2 separate regions of the Mus musculus genome follow, and region 1 is linked to region 2. The links are chromatin loops, found by intact Hi-C in ENCODE. Cell type or tissue: heart. All regions are shown on one strand.

Evidence for each region. A loop is a pair of places that touch in the nucleus more often than their neighbours do. Peaks named below come from ENCODE experiments on the same cell type or tissue, not always from the same donor. Only the 100,000 strongest peaks of a DNase experiment are listed, where the experiment ranks them.
Region 1: it touches region 2 in a loop (7-fold over the local background); 3 of 42 quality-filtered maps call a loop at or near these places.

What each region holds. Positions count from the first base shown.
Region 1 is chr12:16,104,112-16,112,111 of GRCm38, reverse strand. No RefSeq gene overlaps it. Among named protein-coding and RNA genes, the nearest start is that of Gm36235, 93 kb to the right of the region's middle. In heart, no CTCF peak of the experiment used is centred here; a DNase peak (open chromatin) is centred at 4,981; H3K27ac peaks cover 396 bases.
Region 2 is chr12:16,218,269-16,226,268 of GRCm38, reverse strand. The region is part of intron 1 of Gm36372 (a long non-coding RNA gene); the gene reads left to right. Among named protein-coding and RNA genes, the nearest start is that of Gm48606, 10 kb to the left of the region's middle. In heart, no CTCF peak of the experiment used is centred here; no DNase peak of the experiment used is centred here.

The sequences.
Region 1 (8,000 bases), 110 kb after region 2:
TTTTTCAGCTACATTATGCATTAAAAATGAAGTCCTCTGGATTTAGTGATGAATAACACATCAGTTCCTTCCTGCTTATTTATATACATTTGGCAGTTCAAATGTATATAATGTAATCATCAGATCAATAAACAAATGCTTTTTGAAAAATTGAACTTAATGCATTTTAATATTCTATGAGTATGAATTTTAGAGCAGTGCCATCCTTGATGAGGGCAATGCCTTTCAAATGTAGAATTATTTTGTAGACTGGAGTGGAAAGCACTGCATTTGCTTACCATGCCCCATTTATATCTTATTATTCTGGCTGCATTTTAGATAATAAAAATGTCACTTTTTTTAAATGGAGGAGCTGTTTCTATCCCTCAGCATCCATGCAAAGATGCTTCCACGGAAGAGTCTCACATCATCAGCTCAAAAGGAAGTGCTATGCTCTCTAGTCCATTGTATTCTGGCAAACTGACACATCCATCTATCAAAGCTAGTGTCTCACTCTTTTAGTCCTAAGTGTATGGACTCAGGTTTTTTTTTATTAAGATGGAAAATGGTCTATGAGTTTTGGATACTCTCAGAACTATTTCACTTATTCGAGTATAAAAATATTAGTTCAGTGTTACCAAGTATGAAGAATGTCTTTGGAAACTTATGGGACATGTTGAAAAACAAGTTACCAAAGGGATTTCAACCTTCTTACAGAAAGCAAGGAGGGCATCCTGGGCTTGTCTTTCATTTTTCTGTGTTCTAGGAGTCAGGGGGGTAACAGACAAATGGCTGCCTCTGAGGCTGTATGTTAGCTTTTCCACACTGCCCATTGTAACCTCAGGGGCTCCGTGGAAGGACTGCTAAGAAATTTGTCCAAATTATCTGAAAGTCTCTGTTCTTCAGAAGGGGGATTGCCTAGCAATGGGCAGTGTATCTTGGCAGAGAGTCCATCCATTCCTGCTTATGGTGGAGTAAGCTCACTCTCAGTGTAGACTCAAAGGCAGCCCACATTTTGGAACACTGCTCTGAGGGAGACGACATACATTATAGGAAGCCATCTCCTTCTGTGGTGAAGGCATTACAGTACTAAAAGACAGGGAGAATTCTTCTGTTTAATTTCTATCACTCTCTTTTTAAGTGAGCCCTGAACTCATACACTGGAATTGTGCTTCATGAAGAGGTTAAAATAATAATTCCAATCAGACATTCTAAAAGTGAGAAAGGATTTTATGACCCACATAGTAATGACTAAACTAAAAATAATGAATAGAGTGAATAACATCATCATTTCAGATTTGAAGTGACCTCCATATAGGCTTCAGCCTCAAACCTTCAGTTTTCTAGATGAAGCAGCTTGGCTCCCTGTGACAAAAGATCTAATGAGACAGTGAGTGGTGATGTCAGACATCCAGTCTGGTTTCTTAGGATTTTATTGTTCAGTCCAATACTCTTTATATAACAACATGTAACTAAATTTGGTGTCCTTTGACCACGAGTCAGAAATACTTCTGACCACACTGCACTATTTTCCTGAGCAACACTAAAAGCCTCTATAAATCCCTGCACTATCACCATTTCATGAATATGCTTTAATTAAAAGTGTTTACATGTAACAGCCTAGATTTTTCCAATTTCATTTAAATGTGCATTCAAGGAGAGTGGTGTTTTTCTACTGAAAAGAATTTCTCAAAGCGATTATGGCACCACATCTTTAATGAGCTTTAATCAAGAGTGACCTTGCACAAAACAGTCCTGAGATCAGCACAGCTCCATTGCAGGGGACTTTTCAATGAACTCAGCAGTAAGTCCTAAGAGGGACTGGCTTCAAGTTGGAGTTTCAGTAGTTCTGATTCAATTCTTCCCTCTGGTGTTTCCTGAAAGTCACCACCTTGACTTCTGGAGGATCCCATGTCCCAGGGTTATGTGGACAGCAGTTTGTAGATGAGGTCACAAGGCATTTACCACAACTTTGGAGACTTTGTAAGACTTAAGCTCATGTATGGAGGTATCTGGGAGCCCATGACTTACTTCTCTTTGAAAACTGCAGTGTTAATAAAATTCATGCTGATTCTGTGTTCTGGCAAATGGTAACAAACGGTACTTGCTCTGCATTCTGAGAAGCTGAGCCAGGGTGTTGCTTCTTCAGTGGCATGCGTTGCTTGCAGGGCCAGTTGCATCCCTGTTAAATAAGGAACGACTTGTAGAGAATATGTTTTGTGGGGATTTACAGCTTTCATTAACGAACCAAGTTCAGAGATTTTAAGGACTTTAGCAAAGAGAATACTGCCTGAAACTGCTTCCAACTCAGCTCTTGGTCTAATCTCTCCTGCTCTGAGGATCCAGTCATAGTTGTATTGCTATCACTGCTTGAGTCTTGGGCTGGGGCTGCTTAGCCCTCATCAGCCTAGGAACAGAACCACCGTCTGATGTCTCTGTAGTAATCCTGAAATAAAGACACATTCAACCACGGAGACCCAATAACAGTTTTCAGATTGAAGCTCTATTCATTTAGAGCTAACATTTACCTCTGTAAGCTGGCACAGAAATCCTTAACATGGTCCAATAGAGGTCCAGGTCCAGTCCAGACTTATGTAGAAGCCTGAACTCCACTTGCCTGTGCTTCTTTATATATATATATATATATAATTTTATGGGTGTGAATAGTTTACCTATATGTATGTATGTGCCGCATGTACATGTCTGCCACCCACAGAGGCCAGAAGAGACTGTTCTATTCTCTAGTATTGGAGTTATGGAAAGGTGTGAGCTGCCATGCAGGTGCTAGGAACTGAACCTTCTGCAAGAGGAGCAAGTGATTTTAACCACTGGGCCATCTCTCCAGCCTGCCGTCTGATATTTTAATTCACCAAATTTGTGATAATCTGTCCCAGAAGTCCCAGGTAACAAGTAAATGAAAGGTTTGATGGAGCTTGGCAAAAATGCTGTCTGGTCCCGCCTCAGTTATGGTAAAAGTAGTGAATATTTTAAATCAAATATTAGCTATGCACAATACATAAGAATATAGAAATGTGGTGTGTATATGTTGTGTGTTTAAAACCAATACTTACCCACATTTTATCTGTCTGTGTACTTTCTAAAGTATCCATCATTTCTGACTTTTGCAATTATTCTGCCAAGAAAAAAATGACATATCTGAGCTTTTATGAAGATGACAATGATTTATTGAGATGTGTCATCCAGTGAGTGGCAATGCTGGTCGAGAATTCTGGTCTCTTTGATTCTGTAAGCTTCTAGAATGGTGCAGTGGTAATGCAGCGGCTTTCTGGTGGATCCAGGGACTAGAGCTCAGAAGCTGCACGCTGCTCACTCACGTTTACCTTGCATCCTGCCCAGAGCCGGTCGGATGGCCGGGCTCCCGATCCGGAAGGCCTTCCCGTGTTCCTGACAACTGGGGTGTAAGGAATCCTCCCTTTCTCTCTCCTGTGCACTCTCTCTCCCCTTCCCTCTTTCCCTGCCCTCGCTTCCCTGAGCATTAATGAAATGAGATTCATGTCGAAATTTGTTTTCCGTGAGTGTGTAGAAAAAGAAGAAAATAGTGAATTGCTCTGATTGTTCTTCCATAGGACACTCCAAACATAATGCAAGTAGTTTTGGTATTTCAATCAACACAAAATTAGTGAGCACCAATGGGGAAAAGCCACATTTAACCTCATTTTCTAACGACTCCCGGATGTTTTATTCTGCAGAGCTTTAGTTCAGATTATTGTTTACTAATTGAGATGAATTAGATGCTTTTCAGATGTTGCAGGATTTATGCACTCTTAATCTGGAGAGACTTTCTCTGACTGGAACATTCTACATTTGCACAGTGAACAACCGGGATACATAGAAAAAGCTCTCAGGACATCGGATCTACAGTGCTTTCAACCTTCATGCCAAACCTCTCACCCTGAGCAGCTGGAAACATGGTTTACACAGAACACAGTTCCCACTCTTGCTCCTTTCTCACGCCTTGTTTTCAAACATCTAACCTCCCTCACACCTGAAAACACCTGAGAAACAGGGCGGCTCTCTCTTGTTCACCTTGTTCCATCATCATTAATGCTAATATCTGCTTCCTTACAATGAACATGCATGGTTCATAAACGAGGATAGAACTATTATTCAGCTTGTGAATGTGTGCATGGGCATGCACACATGTGCATACACACATGCCTTTTGATGCAAGCATTTATTTAAATGCTTAACAAATGCTAACCTTATAGATCTTTGCAATGAACAAGTACATACACTGGTAATACATTTAAAAATATTTTTTAAATTGTGTGTGTGTGTGTGTGTGTGTGTGTGCATGAATGAAGTTGTCCATGGAGGCCAGAAGTGGGAGCTGGATCCCCTGGAGCTGGAGTTACATGCAGTAGTGAGAACTGTAGATGTAGACTCTGGGAACTGAATGCTTAATGGCTGAGCCATCTCTCCAGCCCCTACATTTTCAAAGCCAAATGAATGTTAATAAAAGAAAGTCAATGGATAAGTAGATGAATGGACAGACTGAACATTCTCTCTTCTGGGCATCCTTAATGTTCTCATCACTCTTGGATTTTAAACACAAGTACATTGCATTTCTGTGTTTGCTGCATGGACCAAAGAAGCTAACTTACACAATGGACAATACTACCAGCGACCTTTGGATTCTGAAACACATGACTTGTTTAAAACTGATCCAGAAAGACTGTTCTAGAAGGTTTTCTGGGCATTTAAAAGCTGCTCTGAATTTATTCCAAAAAGTGGGTGATATGAGAGCCTGTAAAACATAAACCACATGAGCTGCAAAAATGCCTAGATGGGGCATGGTCACTCCATTACCAAGACAGAATTCCTCTAGCAAAAGGCTCCTAACCCTTCCAGTGAACTCCACCCTGCCTCTGATTAGCTCAGTTCCCAAATTAAGCCCGCAGACCTTCTATTTAAGGGCCTGTCAAACTCCGTTTTGATTACTAGTTGTGATTCCCGTTGCCATGATGAGAGTGGCCTTCAGCATTCCCGAGAATGATCACGCCCCTGAAGGACGAGGAAAGCAGATTCGAGTGACACTGGCCCCACACATGTCTGTCATCATCAAACAGCTCTGTGCATTCATGGCCTAAGCACAATAGGGTTGCTTTCAAAGGAGCCAAGAAATGTTTCATTTCTGAAGGCAGATGGGTCTGTAGCAGTGTGGACTATCCACTTGACAGGGTTTAGAGTCATCTAGAATACAAATTTCCAGACACACCTACTAGGGGATTGTTTAAATCCCTGGCAGGCTTGTGAAGGAATGTCTTGGTTGGGTTAATTGCAGTGGGAGACACTCTAAAAGTAAGGCAGCTGGCCGAATTTCAGGCAGGCAGGAGAGAGGTGAATGCTGGTACAATCCTCCTTTTCATTCAGTCTGCATCTGAGGTACACGAAATGCTGCTGCTCACATTCAGGGCAGGTCTTCAGGCTTCACTTACACCAATATGCAAGGGTCCCACACTCACAGGCTGAAGTGTGTCTCCTGGGTGACTTTAAATCCCATCAAGTTGAAAGATGAATTGTTGTAGTATGCCACTGCAAATTGACTCCTCTCAGTTCTGTTTCTGAGAGTTACTTTGGAGAAAATGGGAGTCACTGAAAGGCCTGGGGCCTGGGATTATCTACAGGCTCATTCACTTGCATTCTAACACATAGCTTGGGAGGACTGGATCACTAGGATTACCTGTGTGTGGGCCCTTGTGGTTTAATTCATGTACATGGGACATGCACTGATCCCAAGGTGGCTCAGGGCTCTGACTGTGAAAGGCCCAGCAGACCAAATGAAGCCGCACGTTCTATGCCCTGATACTAGAAAGTTTTCTGGCCCCACAGTCACTATTAACACCAGGCATTGGTCCACACTTCTGTTACAGCCTGTCTCTATCCCTTTCAGCTCTGATGTAGCTCTCTTGGAAGTCTTGAAGCATTCTGATGTCTGGATTTGTCAGTACCCCACCTCAATGGAGGTCACATGCAGATGGGGTTGTGAAAAGCTCTTCTCTGAGTGTGACAGCTTTTGACACAGGCATCCTGGGCACCATGTTCTTACAGTTCAGAGACGTTTTAGTGAGATCAGTTCTGAAGCATGAAAAGAGAGGAAAAAAATGTAGGGATCTGAAGGCTCCTTGAGACTCTGAGAAGGCAGCACCTGCTCAAATCTCCCTGGGATTTTGAGATCATCCACCAACCTGGCTTTGCCTCTCTGCTGAGCTCTGCTCTTTCTGAACTCTCAACCTGACCTTTTAGTCCATACCTTTGTTTGGTATGGAAATATCTCATCAGGAATCACTGGGAATAGACAATATTTATCTTTGAACTCAGCAAGTCTTAGTTTTATTTATTTATTTTTTTATTTCTGTTAAGGTTTGCTTAAAAGGGAAAGACGCCTTCTTTTAAGCTTATCTTTTTCTGTTTTTACCTTTGTATGCACAGATAGAAGAAACTTTGGAAATGTTAACAATGCACCTTGGAATGACCTTGGGTGACATGATTTCTGTGACATGTCAGTTGTCCCTGCTATGGAAATGCTTCCATGACACACAGGTTTTTTTTTTTCCAGGCCCCTCCAATTCCACTTTCTGGGCCTTCTCTCCAGGCCATTCTGTTCCACTCACTCCTGGGTTCCAGAACTAATTACATGGTTTGAGTTTGTTATTACAGAACTCACAACCGCCTCTAAGCACCAAATTCTCTTCAAACTACACAACAATCCACCTCAATCCTCAAGACAAAAGCTATTTCTTGAAAACATTTGATCCTGAATGTCAATAATTTAGAAGAAATAGCTGGTATGGACCCTGTTGGTTTGGTTTCTGATTCTTCAACTTGGGAAAATGGGGCTATCACAATGGCTGTGAACCAGATTTGCCTAGTTTAACCCTGTGACATGGGGAAGCACATGAGAAGACACTAAAGAAGTAGGGAAGAATTTAAGACACAATTTACAAATAAGGGATCATGTGTGTGCCAGAAACCAGGGAGGTTGGTAATTCAAATAATGTAAGCAGGAGCTATTAAGATGGTGAGCACAGCTGATTTATCTACAAGAACACCACTGATGTCCACAGGAAGTAAATCATTTGAGAGTGAAACAATATGCAAGCAAATAAATGATGAATGATAAATGATCTTAAGTTGCATGGTGTATCATGAAAACATTCCAAAATTGCATGTCTTGATTAAAAGTTTGACCACATGCTATATACTGCATTTGATTGATAGGTTTCTGCTGTCTCCCAAAGTCATCACCTTCACCATCCCTAACCATAGTGGATGTATCTAAGATTCCACAAACAGAACCAATACTATCAATATACTTTTCTGCTACACGTAGACATCTAAAATAGAGTTAAACTCACAAATTAGGCATAGTAAAAGATAATAATAACTAATAACAGAATTTTGAGGTTATAAAATACAGTGAAATAAAATTGCCTGTATCAGCACTCTTGACTTTAGAACACAGTTTTAAGTAAAGTAAATGTTATCTGAATATAAAAACTGAGAAGACAGTAAGTGACACAGAAGGGTAGCATATACAATATAGATACACTGACTGCAGGATGGTTCATATCCCAGCAGGATGGAGTAGGGAGGTGTATCCTCTATTTGATACATCCCACAATTTAATATGTGTGCCTTGTTTTCAGACCACAGTTAATCATAGATAATTTTAAAAACTGTGGATAAAGTCATATTAGTATATTCTAAATGGAATTAGAATGTTTAAATTCTATGTAATTTTGCTTAGATTTTTGTGGATATCCAAATGTATTTTCTATATCACATTTGGGAAATGTCTTGGGTTTTCTATTGCTCTGAAGAGATAACATGGCCACATCAACTTCTATAAGTGAAACTATTTAGCTGGGGCTGTCTTAAAGTTTCAGAGGTTTAGTCCATTACTGTCATGGCAGGGAACATGGTGGCATGCAGGCAGACATGGTGCTGAAGAAGGAGCTAAGATCTGGATTGGCAAGAAATAGAAGATAGTGAGACAC
Region 2 (8,000 bases):
TTACTGGGGTGGGCCTCCTCTAATCACATAGACCCTTAACAGCTAGACATTCTCAGCAGAGAAGATAGGCTGGAAGGAGAAATTGGAAATTCCAAACATGAGAAGAACTCCATCTCCTGCTGTGGGTTTGAAGACCACCTGAAGGGGGACATAGGGTGTGGGAGTACATAGGTGGGGACTGCCTGGAGTCAAGAGAGGATCCCAGCTGAGAGCCAGGAAGAGAAGGGAGCCTCAACCCTGCACATACAAATACTTAATTCTTGCAACATCTGACCAGCACAGAATTCTCCCCAGGAACCTGTAGATAAGAACCAGCTAGTGGGACCTTAGGTTTAGCCTTGTGAGATAAGGGAAGAGGAATCAGTATCCATTATCTGGATTTCTACAGAATTGGGCAGGCCGCACTGACACTGCCTAAATTATGTGTTAATTTGTTAAAAGGTCAGTAAAATAGAAATAACTAGACTATGCAGTCCTGAAAACAAAAAGAGGACCTAGAGGGTGGGGTCTACGAAGCAGAGACTCACTCCTTATTGAGACAAAATGTGCAGGAGGAAACATCAGAGAAACAGAAATGCTCAAAGAACTTTGGAAGCACTTGTAGAAAATGGAAGTTGTGGTGGCGGTGGTTACTGTGTGGTTATAAGTGTGGGTGTGTGCACAGGAAAGTGTCTGAAGCAAAGATTAAAAAATAGAGCCTCAGGATGGTCAAGATGGCTCAGAGGATAAAGTCATTGGTCTTCAAGCCCAAAGACCTGAGTTTGGTTCCCATGAAACCTAAAAGGTAGAAGGAAAGAACTGACCTCTTCAGGTTGTCATGTCCTCTGATCTCCATTGTGTGTATGCACGCATGCGCACACACACATGCATACATACACACATACATGTACACACACACACACATACACACACACACAACGACCAAGCAACCAACCAAATAAGTAAGAAGATACTTGAGGTTTGCTCTGTCAGGTGTTAACTTAAGAATCATCCTCCTATTTTTATTAAAGTTTAATTTAGGTTTTGTCAGGTTGTGTCTGGTGGTTCCTCTAATCTAGAGTGTGTACAGTCTTGACTTAAAAGAAGCCTTATTTTTATTTCATTTGTATGAACGTTTTGCCTTTGTGTATGTCTGTGTACCATGCGCATGTGTGCTTTCTGCCAGCAAAGGCCAGAAAGAGAGCTTCAGAACTCTTAGAACTGCAGTTACAGGTGGTTGTCAACCACCATGTGGGTCCTGGGAATCAAACCTGGGTCCTCTGCAAGAGCACAGAGTGCTCCTAACCTCAAACATCTCTTCCTCCCCTGGTCCTGACTTTGAAGATGAGAATTCCTTAGTGGTTCATTTGAATGCCTGTTCAGTTACTTACACTAGGCCGAAACTTCAACCTTCTCAGAGGGTCACCATGCCAGACCTCAGCGGGTCTCATCCAAAGTGTTTGAATCTCAGCCTTTGGACATAGATCTTCAGGGAAGCTTTCGACAGAAGCAGGGGCCTCCATTTGACAATCTGCCACTTCCCCAGGACCGACCCAGCAGTTTTCCCCAGGGTCGGCAGTGTCCCACTCTGCTCTCTGACTCCCCATGGTGACCATGACTGACATGCACACTTAGCTCTGCCTCTTGGGGACAGGGACAACCTGTCCCTCATGGGGAGGAAGTACAACGGCCTTCATGAACATCCACTCCGTCACAGACTAGAGCTGCGCAGTGACAGATGTTTGGACGCACCTCAGAAACAGTGTATCACTTTTCTGCTGAGGGGTCTAGTCTGGCTCCAGTCAACCTGCCAAGGTCAGAAGCTGATGTCAAATGTTTCTGAGTAGAATGATGGAATGATAACAGTTATATTTGAAAAAAAGTAGTAATGTTCATATGGAAGAGAAAGAAAGAGTAGAGGACTTACTGGAAAGATGTCTGCCCTGATGGCTAGAATTGAGGATGGGAGAGTGGCATCTCTTTGGGACTTGCATGTGCGTGCGTGCGTGCGTGTGTGTGTGTGTGTGTGTGTGTGTGTGTGTGTATGTGTGTGTGTGTGTGTGTGTGTGTGTGTGTGTGTGTGTGTGTGTGTGTGTGTGTGTGTAGAGGGGATATAGCTAGGGAAAACCCTGGAAGCTACTCCAGACTCCCTCTCTATCTCTCTTTCTTACCTCTTCACTCTGGGCACATTGTTGTGAGCATGACTAAACACCTAGGATGTTACAAAGGTAAACATTTGGACTAAACTCATCCAACTCTACAACAAAATCATTCACTTCTCATTAAAATGGAATATTCCAGAACAAATTCCATTAAGCCACTTTAATTCTTAATTTGTGCTCTCTGCACACTATCTGACCCGTTCTCAATATTTTCCACTTTAATTTTCATTAGAATCCATTATGCTTCTTGTAAGATTTTTTGCAATAAATATTTTATTTATTGATTTCTTTGGTTTCTAAAAAGTCCTGCTGGGTTACAACTTTTCCTACATGCGTCTTTATGTATGGGCTGATATTTCTATTAAGTTCAGTATTTCTGGTAACAAAAGCTGAACTCTGCCAATGGTTTGTTCTCTGTAAAATTACTCATGGATTTTTATCATTTGGGCTTTTTTCAGGACCTTTTCACATGTATGTATGTATGTATGTATTGCTGCTAATGTTATTATATACTGAATGAAAGACTGATAATTTATATTCCTGTCACACTCTATGGGAAACAATAGAGAGTAATTTGGGATTGCAGCATTGCCAAATCTCCCTGTCTGAAGCAGGATGCCTTCTTTATCTCGCAGGCTCATCCTTGCATTGTTTTCTCTTTAGGAGATGCTGCCCATCCTATAGTCTTCCCGGACAGTTTCTGGATTTTACTAATTGATTTCCAGCATGTAGAAAATCCCACTTTAGGTGCCATTTGCATTAATAACCTGCAGCTTTGACAAGTTTTTTATTCAATTACTTTTGGTTGATCTTTCACACACGGACTAGTTCCAAGATTCCACAGGAGTTATAAATAGGTATGTTTGGAACAACATAAGATTAGTCAAGGCCATCTGGCGTGATGACTGCCGGCTCTTAACAAGCACAGCAGGTCAGAATGTATTCAGAGTTGAAACTGGTGGAGCCAAAACATCCGCTCACTCAGAAACTGTGGATGGATTCTAAGAAGTAATTAAGAAAGAAAGTGAAAAGCGGCTTTCACTTGAGCTGTAAAGATGCTAGAACAGTGTTCCACAGGCAGAATCTCACTAGCATACTCTACAGCCATGGTGCGCTTACCCCTGATGATTAATGAAGAGAGTAATGGCTGCCAGAGCCTTGGACAGAGCTTTGCAGGTTTTTCCGATGTCTATTTTGTTAAATGGGTGGTATTTTCTAAGAATTTACTTTTGATAATGACCAGTGTGCCAGTTTGAGTCTTCATCTTTTGCCGGAAAAGATTTTCTGGGGTTGAGGTTAACTCTTTGAGTATGTTAGTTACTTCTTGACACATTTCTAAAATGGGTGAGCTTCTTTCACTTGGTAGAAAGCTCAGGGAAGGAACAGAAAAGGTGTCTGTTGGAGGTCACAGCTGTGTGGCCAAAGCCTTTGCTATGTTTGAGGCAAAACACAAATGGGGATGGGGCCAGGCAGTGCTGTGAGGAGCCCAAGCCACTATTAGAAAACACACTTTATATTCTTCTGTTTCCAAAACTATATCTCAGTGTGCTGCTGGTTGTACAGGTCTAGAAAATTCTGCTGTGCCTTTGCCTCTTAATCTTCCCAACCAGGATATTTGAATTTCAAATAATCAGAGTACACACTGCCCCTCCTCTACACACACAGTCAGCCTCCACATCCATGGACCCTCTGTTGACAGACTCAATCAGCTGCACACTATCTGGAAAAGAAAAACACAGCCATAGTGGGTACATATAGACATGTTCTTAGTCATCATTCCCCAAACAGTACAGCATACACACTACCTTCATTTATACTGCATTTGGGATCTCTGGTATTGTGACATGATTTAAGGTTTATTGGAGGGTGTGTATGAGTCCTATGCAAATACTCTGTAGATTTATGTAGGGGTCTTGGCCATATGCAGATATTGCCCTCTATAGGTACTAAAGATGTAGAGAATCTTATTCTTTAAACCTTATTTGTAAGGTCATGACCTCATTTAACCATAACTACAAAAACTGTATGTTAGCTATTGGCATGTATGCTTAACTAAATATGCATGGCAAAATAACTTGTACAAAAACTGCATATCTACCTTTATATTTTTTCAACACCTTTCTTTTCAAAAAGTCCTATCTGGCTTGTGATCTCTGTCCCATTTGGTCCCTGATCTAATATTATTGTGTCTCTGAATCTTTATCCACTGACATTCTTCCTTGTATCAAGCAACAAATTCTCCAAACTTAATGTGGATGTCTCCCACCCTGACTTGTAAGGAATCCAATGTGATAATAGTCAGAGGTATGATGTTTGAGATGGAATAGGTCACAAGAGTGGAGCTATCATTTATGAAATGAGCACTTGAAACACTGGGGCTAATAAACCATGATAGTTGCTCTCAATAAAACCTGCTCCAGGCCCATGAATATGTATCATCAAGAAGCCCCACTTTGAGACAGTCTGATGGACAATATTATCAACAGTCCTCACTGCATATCCCTTCCACATGTCCAGTTGGTTCTAGTCTTCAAAAAGGTTTTACAGTTACAAAGAATTCAAACATATATTGGTTTCATCTCTGAGTGAATTCACTAGTAAAAAGACAAACAATAATTTTCTTTTCTTTCTCCTTTCCAACAACTTCATTCCTGAAGCTGTGAGGGGAAATGCCCTCCTTTCTGCCTACATCGTCAAATGGTTCATGCCAACTGCTTGGGTAGTAGAAAAGTCATATGTTTAGTTGGACCTGAGGCAGCAATTCTTGGCACATTAGTCACAGCAGGCTAACTGCTGTAAAAAATAGCCCTCACTATCTAACATTTAGCATTGTCAAAGTCTCTGTGTTTCCCATGCCACAACAGCAAAAGGCAAAAGGCACTGGGACATGAGATCTTAAACTGAACAGTGGAGAGAGAGGTAAGAGAGGATGAAGATGGATGGAGGTGGAGATGGGTTCTCAAGGGGAGGGGTTTAATGAGCCCTGATAGAAATGGGATGCACATCATGTCTACTCATACATCGTGATGAGAAAGAATCCAAAGGGTCACAGAGGAAGTCTGCAAGACCTTGTATTTAAGTCACTGTGAAATAAGATTCTGAGAAGAGAAAAGACCTCCCAATAAAACCATAGTTTCCCAAACCCTTCACATTGTTTTGCTCCATGAAAAGGCTGTTTATTAGAATTATGGAAATCCTTTGATTCTAGTGTAGTTTTCGGTAATTTGCCGGTAGATTCAGGGTCATATTTGGGGTACATCACCCCGGTAGAATCTTCTAGAGTAGAGAAATGCTTTCTCAGAAGTGGAGCCATTCAGGCTTAACCAATGAGGGCAAAGTATGGGTCCTTTGAATGTAGCCTCTGGGCAAGATCATGCTCCAGTGATTGCCCTGGGTTGTTAAGAAGTTGTCTCTAACAGAACAGAAAAGATCACTGGTGGACTTGTAACTACTCACCTAGAAGAAGTAGATGAAGAGACTTTCAGCACTCCCCACCCCTACTTAGTAGACTAGTTAAAAGCTCCAAACACAAAGGAGTATTTTTAGCATCAGATCTGTAAAGCACATTGTACCCAAGATGGGATTTGAGTGAACTCCAACATAGAAAAGTCATTTTACAATCTGGAGCCGTGTCACATGGGGAAATGTGTTAAATAATACTTTCCTTTCCAAGAGGATTGGATAGCTTGTATAATGAGTTTCTTACCTCAAGATTTTTTCTTTTTGTTAAAAAAATTGTCTTCTGCTACAACCGTCACATTTCGACTATGGACAGCCAAAAGAGATCACATTCTTATGGCAGAGTCCTTTGTCTTTTGATCTTTCCTCTAACATTACTCTGTAATGAGTAAGTTTCTGCCAAGGTGTCCATATCAAGGCCATAGTCACCAGAGTTTAAGTATGTGAAAAGGCCCAGCAACACAGACTGCCTTGAGATGGTTGCTGTTTGTCTGGCATCCTTTGTTCTCACAGGTCTCTGGTAATAGGCCTGTAGAACCTAATATGCTTGCTTGAATATCCCATTCAAATAATCTGTCTAAAAGCAGGCCCTGGAATGTAATAGAATGCCAATCAAGGGCATCAGTCCTGTGGTCAGCCCCTGCACATCTGACATGAGCAAAGCTTTCCTTGGCTTCATGTTTCATCCTCCTCTAATCACCAGTGGAATCAACTCAGATGTACAGTTTAAGGATGAATGAATCTATTTTTTTTTCATGGTACTTCCCCCACCCCCAAATCAATGTTTATTGTTTTGAGATCCCAGTTGAAAGACATTAAAAATAAAATACACAACTTCGGGGGTGGGCAGAGGTTGCCATTGTATTCTGGAAACTAAAGCCATTCAAAGTTAAAGGCACTTGTTACTCAGGCATCTTGACACCCAGATAACTGCTCCTAACAGTGAATAGGCATCTTGGTAGTGTGGCTTCAGATAGGATTGGTATAAGAAGAAGAGACAAAGTGGAAGCCACATCTCTTCACCCTGTTTTAAAAACTGCATTGTCAAACTCCTTTGAGGTAAGTACAATGTATTTAATTAATCTTTTTGGTTTACTCTATAGAACTGCATAGTAGGATTCTATTGTCTAGAGGAAGCCTGGGGCTGGATCCAGTCTGGCTTGATAACTCACCTGTTTTGCTTTCATTGAACAATGCCCCTTCTCACCCCTGTAAATCTTGAATTCTGAATACAATCATGCATACTGTATGTCTGGGAGACCGATGGCATGACCTCATCATGGAAGCAATTTACAGGCACAATACAAATGCATGCCTGTATTCAGAAGTGTTTTTCTTATAACCATTGTAAACTAGTTCATTTTGTAAGGGGCCATTTCAAGACAAGGGCCTGCTCATTCCGGCAGTCACAGTTGCTCCGAATGCAAAAGATGGTCTGGCTTGTGGAGCCACTGTGAGGGTGACTCTAACTCAGTTGGGAGGGATTTGGTGTCTTTGAATAAGGCCTTTGCTGGCCCAGTGCGCACTTCTTCAGGTTTTGGAAGTCAGCAGATCAGAGAGACTTGGAGTCTGCAGCCAAGAGTGATATAGACCTGTACTGCTATTTTGAACTTGTTCCTATGAGTCAGATCCAAGGGTATCTTTATACCTTTGGTAACACTACCTCTCTGTGGGACCTGGAAAGGCAGTCTGTGTCCTGGTCAAGTGAGGCTTACTCCTGAGACCCAGTAGAAAACTCTACAATGGACGGAACAGTGAGCCACGTCCCCAGACACAGGTGCCTGACACCACGAGTCCTCAAGTTCATAATCCTGTGACTATCAGTCATGTAGACAATGTCCCAAGCTCCTGGTATTCTGACTAGATTCCACCCCCACGGTTAACCTGGCAATAGCCAGGTATGTTCCTCCCAACAGTTACCTGACCAGGGACCTATTGACAGTTGATAGCTAATGGGAAAGGGAGAGCCAGGTTTCTCTAAGGGTGCAGACGCTGGTGGGTTGAACATTCTCCACTGAAGGCTTTTCATTCAAGAGTATATGGTCAGCACATACTATGCTTGATTGATTAAAAAAAAAATGGAAGACAGGAGGTCGGGTGGGTAGGGAGGGGGAGCGGGGATAAATGTGGGAGGAGTGGGACTAGGAGATGTATGAAATCAAAATGCATTGTATAGAACTGCCAGAAAAGTAACAAAAAATGAGGAAACAATAAAGGAGTTGGCTCAAGAGAGGTTAAGAGCACATAGGGCTCTTGCAGAGTACTTGGGTTTGGGTTCATGACTACCTGTAACTCCAGCTATAGGGGGTTGATAGTCTCCTCTGGCTTCCAAGGGCACCTGAACTCATGTGTACAACCCACACATATTACTACAGTTTAAAAACAATAAAAATAAGTCTT